Linked DNA regions of Homo sapiens: all the other regions are linked to region 1. Evidence: chromatin contacts called from ENCODE Hi-C data. All regions are on one chromosome and are shown on one strand. Each heading gives the region's core, a stretch centred on a gene start or an enhancer-like site at or near the end of the contact. The rest is flanking DNA. Distances are from core to core; before and after follow the strand shown. Region 1 holds the start of MED9 (mediator complex subunit 9). Region 2 holds the start of ZNF624 (zinc finger protein 624). Region 3 holds the start of DRG2 (developmentally regulated GTP binding protein 2).

Region 1 (2,572 bases), core at 45-2,544:
GGTTGAGTAAGAGTTACAAGCCTAGGGGTTTACACCTAGTATCACGTGGATATACAGTGAAGTAACATAATGAAAATAATTTACAGCCTGGGCAACATGGTGAAACTCCATCTCTACAAAAAATACAAAAATTCGCTGGGTGCCATGGCTCATGCCTGTGGTTCCGGTTACTTGGGAGGATGAGGTGGGAGGATGGCTTGAGGCCAGGAGGTTGAGGCTGCAGTGAGCCGAGATCACGCCACTGTACTCCAGTCTGGGTGACAGAGCGAGACCCTCTCTCAAAAAAAATAATAATTTAGGCAAACATAAGGATCAGTGAGACTTTTGTGTTTTTGTTTTTGGTTTTTCCTCTACAGAGTCACTTTGAAAACTCAGGCTACCCTGAAGGCTGGCCAAAAGGATGACAACAATTATTTCCTTTGGTACTGTTAGAACAAAGTCAGTACAAGTGGGTCTAATCATCTGAGGCAACTTCTGTGTTTCTGCTTAGTCTAATGTTTCCCATCGCCACCACTCCCGTCTCAATCTTTTTGAATTGTGGGTTATTCCCAATCATGTCTTTTTTTCCTTCTATCTAAACCTTTGGGGGTGAAAAGTTGGCCCCTTTTACTGCGTCCATCCCGTAGCACTTGGCACAGGGAAGATGATGCTTATCTGTTGAGTTTGCTGAACTAAGGAACTAAAGTGAGTATTACCAACATTAAAGGTGAGAAAACTGAGGCTTAAAGAGATTTAATTTGCTCAAGATCGCTGGGATGAACATTTGAGCCGCTGGACAAGAGTCTGCATTTAGTCTCTAAGCTGGCTTCATTCTTAAGGATATCGCACCTCTCGAGGCTCAAATCGTTTGCTTAACTCATGGAATGTCTCTGTGGTCTTGGGAAAGGCCTCTTCCCGCTCTGGGTCTGAGTTTCCCCATCTGTGAAACGGGGGCGTGCCCCAGAGCGCCAAGGCCTCTTGCAGCTCTGAAACGGCTGAGAGGAGAAGCTGGAGGGAGTATGGGGCCTGGTCCTCTCCTAGGTTCTTACCATTTGATGATGTTGTGAACCAAAGGTAAAAAGGAGTAGTTCTCTTCCTCCCTCGCGCGGGCAGGTGACTGAGGCCGTGGCGCCGGCGACTGCTGCGGTTGAGGCGCAGGGACCGGCGGCGGCTGAGGAGGCGGCAGCGGCTTGGTGTCAGGCAGCGGCTGGTCGGACGTTGGCGGCAATACATCCTCCGCCTGTCGCCCGGCTGCCACCCCAGCAGAGGCCATGGCTCCGGGGGTAGGTTAGCCAGAGGTCGGGTCGCCAAAAGCGTCGCGCACTCTACACGTCACCACCGCGCGCCCTGCAGGGGCGGGGTGTGGAGGAAGGCTCTGAGCGTGCGCACTGGGCAGTCGGCGGGAAAAGGCGCGGAGGCGGGGGTGGGGAGGCTGTTGCTAGGCAACGGGCCGTGGGTGGGTCTGGGGTGCCTGGATTTGGATTGTGAGTCAAGATTGCTAAATTATTAAATAGTGAGAAATAGGGGTTTATTTCAGAAATAACAATCTTTTTTTTTTTTTTGAGACGGAATTTCGCTCTTGTTGCCCAGGCTGGAGTGCAGTGGCGCGATCTCGGCTCACCGCAACCTCCGCCTCCCGGGTTCAAGCGATTCTCCTGCCTCAGCCTCCCTAGTAGCTGGGATTACAGGCATGCACCACCACGCCCGGCTAATTTTATATTTTTAGTAGAGACGGGGTTTCTCCATGTTGATCAGGCTGGTCTCGAACTCCCCACCTCAGGTGATCCGCCCGTCTCGGCCTCCCAAAGTGCTGGGATTACAGGCGTGAGCCACTGCACCCGGCCAGAAATAACAATCTTCTTATTCCTATTCACACGATGAAGAGGGCCCCAAAGCCACAAACACAGGAAGCCTTGAGATTAGTAAGGTGCAGCCTGGCCCAGTGCACCCAAGTCTGGAGAGGAGCCACTGGACCTGTGGGAGGCGTAGACAGCACTTACCTGCTGGGTGAGGCACCAAACCCGGCCCAGCCCACAGTGCAAGACATCGAGACCTCGAGTTTAGCCCTAAGGACGCAGAGGCAAAGGGATTGCGGTCCCTTCAATGCTGCAAGGTTGCTTAGAAAGAGTCTAATAATTCAACTCAACACACATTTAGTATGCACCTGCTGGATGGCCACCTGTATGTGTGGTTGCAGGCAGGCTGTCCTTGCTTTCAGTACAAGGTAGAGGGGATTGGTGCCAGGAGTAAATATCATATCCTGGAAGAACGACAAGGTCAGGTACTCTCCATACCTTCGGGCCAGTTCCCCAAGCCCCTAGGTCCCAGTTTCCTCACCCCTAAAATCATATTTAGTTCAGATTCATGGCACAGCCTAAACTGCATTCTAACTTCACATGCGTGGCTGACCCCAAAAGGTCTTGTTGGCATGAGGACTCCCTAGGATCATAGGCCAAAGATGGGTTTATGGTTATGCTTCTCAAAACAAGTTTGATATGAGGGCTGTGTAGTAATTTTCCGGGCAATGGGGACACCCACCCCAAGCTTAGCTAGTGAGTAGAAGACATGAGTGGGGAAAGCTGTCAACTGGTGA
Region 2 (2,572 bases), core at 42-2,541, 820 kb after region 1:
CTACCCTAAATATTGTGTTAAACATTTTTTTTTAATAGTTTAACGAAATGTGTATGTTTCTCTAAACTTTCCTGGTGGCTTATTTTACATTCTGTTGTTTGTTGATAATGTTTTTAATTCCATCTATCATGTCCTTAAACATTTTAAATGTAATAATTTTAAATTTTTAATCAAATGAGCTCTGCCTCTGAAGTTTTGGGGGATATATTTCTGCCGTTTATTGTTTGTGCTGATTTTCAGTCACAGTGTCTTATTTTATTATTTGTTTTGTAATGTTTAAGTTTTGGACTTCTGTTTGGCTCATCTTCATCTGTGGGGAATGTGAGGGAACTGGGATCTCCAAAAGACATTTGCTTAGTTTCTAATTTCAGAGTGTATTGAATAAATATTTTGAGTAATCTTTTTCACTGGAAATTTCGTTTTATTCCAGTCCTCCTGTGAATATCCTGTTGTTTTGATTACTCTTCAATGCCACTCTCCTTAGAAGATGTACCTCATTCCGTGTGCATTTCGATATGTGGAAGTGTGTTGGGAGGTGGGGTCCCAAATTATTCATTCATTCTTCCTTCGTTTCATTCAGTATGCAAGCAGTCTCCTAAGTAGGCACTCTGAGTGATAAACTCCATGAGATGTAGTTTCTATCCTCAAAAAATACCGCCTTTGGTAGGGATAAAGTAAATAGACCTTAATATAGCTCTTGGACGAGCAGCCCTTGAATAAGTGGTCAAATAAATTTGTTGCAAATAAATACTTTCAGTCATTGTGTTTTAAGAATTATCATTTGTATGCATTGAGGAGAACTTCTACAGCTATTTGTCTTCAGAAAGGTTTTTTCTTTGTATTTCGAAGAATTTTGGCCTTAAAATTTCCAGCTTATTTTCAGACATTCATATCCATTCTACTTAATTGGCATTATAGTCATCAATTGTTGTCTCTTCCAACTCTGAGGGAATTGTCATAAAGGGAATTGTTCAGAAATATGTGTTTCCAAGCACTTGTTCACATATTTGTCTGGATCACATCTATCTGTTCTCTCGACGGCTTTCTTTAGTCGCACCTAAATGTTCCAAGACAAGGGTTGTGTCATTATTTGTATCTCTAGTGCTATTGCTTTTGACACATAGTCAAGGCTTCTCAACAGAAGTGTATCCAATTGGAATTTTTTCTCACCCTCGAAGAGCCAATTCCTTCACTAACGCAGACAAAAGGGGCGGGGGGCTCAGGCGCTGAGGATTCTGGGCACTGTAGTTCCGACGCTCCGGCTGCGCAGGCGCAATGCCCTGCCTGGAGGCCGGCACCGCCGAGCCGCCGCCATTGCTGGAAGCGTTCCCGCCCTGCTCTGCGAGTTCCCTCAGTTGTCCTCAGTTCGGCCGCCAGGTACTCGTTGTCCCGGGCGCCTGGCCTCGGTTGCCCGCCGCCCCTCCCTTGGCGCTTGGCTCCCGGCGGCGTCCGGGGCGTGGCCGTTCCCTCTAGAGCCCCTGTCCCTGAGCGGACCCGCCCACTCCTGAGAGGCGATTGGGGCTGGGCCTCCTTCCCGAGTGTGGGTTCAGTCTCCAGCTGGCCTCCCTCACAGGTAGGGCCGCGTGCCCTATGCGGCCTCCTAGTCCGGGTCCAAACCCGGGAACCCCCTCCCTGCGGGCCTGGCGGCGCTGGGGTTAAAAAGAGCCGGGCGCAGGGCGCAGGGAGTCGAGTAGGGCGGGCGGGCCCCTGACCCGACTTTCCCGGTCTTCCCAGCCCCGCGCCTTGCAGGCCCTGAGGAGGGCATACCCGAAGTGGGTAGAGGAGAGCAGTTAGGGAAAGAAGGCGAGGTTGGCAGGAGCATATCCGCTCTGGCTTCTGAACTGGCAGGGATGGAACTAGGTTCCACATCGGGGGACCTGCGCTACTCAGTAACCGAGGCAGCTTTTCCTGAAATGTCACATTTCAAATACTGTAATCACCTTTTAATCACTTGTCACTCCCTGACATGACAATGGTATTATTGCATTGGTTGGGAAATGCTGGACTGGTACATGGCGCTGAGATTCTCAGCAAAAACATGGACCCTTCATTATTTCTAAATAACTGCACTGGCCAAGGAAGCAAAACAAGTAAAGTTTCTCCTTAAGTCTCTGGATACGTTTGCAATAGTTGGAAAGACAGAGCTTGTAAATAGGGAAATTATAACTGGGGAATAGTGGCCTAGATATCTTCTGCATAATGACAAAGGGGACAGTAGAAACATATAAGGTGGCTACTGTCATGTACTAATAGCTGATTCGTTGTGCTCAAGTGACTTGCCTGTGGTCACAGTTTTACGGTAGCCAAAGCAGGGTTAGAACCTGGGGATGTGGCCAGCCACTCTGGGATTTTATTCCTATTCCACACTCCTATGTATAGGTAGATACTTCTTCTTGTCTGCTTGGAGAGTACAGAAAAGCAGAAAGAAGGGTAAACATCACAGCCCCAGGTCTCAGAGGTCTCAGTAGAGTTTTGGGTTACTCAGTCTTTTTTTCTATGCATTACATTTGCACAATTGAGATCAAGCTGAATATATTAAATGTTAAATATTGTTTATTCTAATTATAAAATA
Region 3 (2,572 bases), core at 41-2,540, 610 kb before region 1:
GAACCTGGGAGGCAGAGGTTGCAGTGAGCCCAGATGGCACCACTGCACTCTAGCCTGGGTGACAGAACAAGACTGTCTCAAACAAACAAACAAAAAAGATTTACAGAAGGAATGAGTCATAGAGGGCCCTCAACTCCTTGGCCTTCAAACCTAAATGGAACCAAGGGAGGGCAGACACTGGGACCAGCTATCTAGTGTTGCTTGCTTCCTGCTCCCACAAGCCTGAATGGCTAGCCACTAGCCTGGCCAATTGCATCTCCCATTACTCTTCCATAACCCCCTTCTGATCTAGATTGTTCTCACTGTCCCATGAACATACCATGCTCACTCCCATGTCTTTGTCTCAGCAGTGGCCCCCACCTGGGATACCCTTCCAACAACCAGCTCAAGTCCCACTTTGTCCTGGTGTCATCGTTCTCTCCTCACCTCTCTTCTGTGAGCTCCTCCAGCCCTTACATTCTAAAGTCCAGATTTGAGGCTTCATTATGTATTATCTATGTTGGGGTGTTTACTTTAAATACTGAGTGCTCACCATGTGCCCAGTGCTTTGTAAAGGCCATCTAATTTAACTCAGCTGTGTACTAAGATGGAGCAGGGGAGTATTACCCCATTTACAGATGAGGACACTGAGACTCCAAGAAATGAAGTGACTTTCCAATGTTTTACAGAAGGTACGTGGTGGACCTGGGGCTCAAACCCAGGCCTTCCAGACTCCAGAGTCCTGATTCCCTTGCTCCAATGGGCTCTCAGCTGCTGGGTGAGGCTGTTCCTGAGAGGTCTCCTCTTGCACTTCCCAAAACAACAGAGTAGACCCAGGCCCCAGGCCCAGCCATCAGGAGACTGAGGTTTGAACCCCAGCTCCGCCTCTCTCTGGGTCAGATGCTTGCTCTGTGAGCTGGGACTACTCTACTCGGGCACACGGTCTGGGACTGACCAGATCTCTTGGGGTACGTTTGCAGTCAGACCTGGGCGTGAGACCCGCTCCCGCCTGGCCCTGCCTTGGGCGCGCAGGGCGGCCTCGGCACTTGTCTGGCAACTTCTCCGCGGCCTCGGATCTTGCCCCAGCATTACTGCTGGAGTTGTTCCCCCATTTTACAGACAGGAAAACTGAGGCAGGCAGAAAGGAAGGCCCCGCCCGGCCGGCCCTCACCCTTGTTCTTCTGTGTCCGAGCGATCTCCTTCTCGATCTCCGAGATCTTCTCTAAGATCCCCATGGTAGCAGCAGAGGTGGGCGCACAGACAGCGGTGGCGGCGGCACCGGCAATTCCGGTCTGACGGCGGCGACAGAGTAGCGTGCGCCCGGAAGCCAAAGAGAACAGCGTTCTCGTGGGCGCCTGGTGCTCCAGGATTCAGAGTCCGGGCGAGCCAAGTGCCAGACACTATCGGTTCCGCCCGCTGGGCCGGCCAGGCTGCGGACCTCTGGAAAGAGCCGGGGCGGGGCCGGGCCATGCTGTACTGGCCCACGGCTGCGGCTGGCAGGAGCAAGCAAGGAAGAGAGGGAATCTGCCCGTGTTGAACTCTGAACTGCGGGTCCCTGAGCGCAGCTGACTGGCAGTGTAAGGAAAAGGGGCTGAGCCGAAAGCCTAGTGGCTTTCATTTTATACTATAAATGGAGGTGTCCAATCTTTTGGCTTCTCTGGGCCACATTGGAAGAATTGTCTTGGGCCACACGTAAAATACACCAACACTAACGATAGCTGATGAGCTTAAAAAAAAATCGCCAAAAAAACCCTCAATGTTTTGGCCGGGCGCGGTGGCTCACGCCTGTAATCCCAGCACTTTGGAAGGCCGAGACGGGCGGATCACCTGAGGTTGGGAGTTCGAGACCAGCCTGACCAACATGGAGAAACCCATGTCTACTAAAAATACAAAATTAGCCGGGCGTGGTGGCGCGCGCCTATAATCCCAGCTACTGGGAAGGCTGAGGCAGGAGAATTGCTTGAACCCGGGAGGCGGAGGTTGCGGTGAGTGGAGATTGCGCGCCATTGCACTCCAGCCTGGGCAACAAGAGCGAAACTCCATCTCAAAAAACAAACAAACAAAAAACCTCAGTTTTTTTTTCTTTGTTTTAGTTTTGTTTTTTTGAGACGGAGTCTCACTTTGTCATCCAGGCTGTAGTTCAGTGGTGTGATCTTGGCTCACCGCAACCTCCGACTCCTGGGTTCAAGTGATTCTCCTGCCTCAGCCTCCCAAGTAGTTGGGATTACAGGCGCGTGCCACCACACTCGGCTAATTTTTGTATTTTTAGTAGAGACGAGGTTTCACCATGTTGGCCAGGCTGGTCACGAACTCCTGACCTCAAGTGATCTGCCTGCCTCAGCCTCACAAAGTGCTGGGATTACAGGCGTGAGCCGCTGTGCCCTGCCTAAATTTCATAATGTTTTAAGAAAGTTTACGAATTTGTGTTTGGCCACATTCAAAGTGGTCCTGGGCCACATGTGGCTGCAGACCTCAGGTGGGACAAGCTTGAAGAGGTTCAAAATGGATCCCCAAGATGCTGCCACTGCACTCCAGCATGGGCAACAGAGCGAGAACCTGTCTCAAGAAAAAAAAAGTGGATCCCCATACCACC

Evidence for each region. A loop is a pair of places that touch in the nucleus more often than their neighbours do. Pooled maps may share reads with other maps.
Region 2: a map of B cell shows a loop between it and region 1 (14-fold over the local background). The contact joins the promoter of ZNF624 here to the promoter of MED9 in region 1. A Hi-C loop is called at or near these places in 2 of 168 maps with a recorded cell type or tissue (B cell and CD4-positive, alpha-beta T cell) and 6 of 50 pooled maps.
Region 3: a loop to region 1 is called in a pooled map, with 9 times the contacts of the local background. The contact joins the promoter of DRG2 here to the promoter of MED9 in region 1. A Hi-C loop is called at or near these places in 1 of 37 single-sample maps with no recorded cell type and 6 of 50 pooled maps.

What each region holds. Positions count from the first base shown.
Region 1 is chr17:17,475,722-17,478,293 of GRCh38, reverse strand. It overlaps MED9 (mediator complex subunit 9), which reads right to left and starts at 1,294. Exons shown (of 2, transcript NM_018019.3): 1 at 1,029-1,294. The coding sequence starts at 1,252. RefSeq lists an enhancer at 1,191-1,290.
Region 2 is chr17:16,652,569-16,655,140 of GRCh38, reverse strand. ZNF624 (zinc finger protein 624) reads left to right here and starts at 1,291. Exons shown (of 6, transcript NM_020787.4): 1 at 1,291-1,377. LOC124903934 (a long non-coding RNA gene) reads right to left here and starts at 1,249. Exons shown (of 4, transcript XR_007065639.1): 1 at 1,171-1,249; 2 at 1-1,057. RefSeq lists a silencer at 1,382-1,581 and an enhancer at 1,537-2,047.
Region 3 is chr17:18,086,666-18,089,237 of GRCh38, reverse strand. It overlaps DRG2 (developmentally regulated GTP binding protein 2), which reads right to left and starts at 1,290. Exons shown (of 13, transcript NM_001388.5): 1 at 1,151-1,290. The coding sequence starts at 1,214. RefSeq lists enhancers at 406-905, 863-912, 963-1,282, 906-1,407, 1,473-1,632.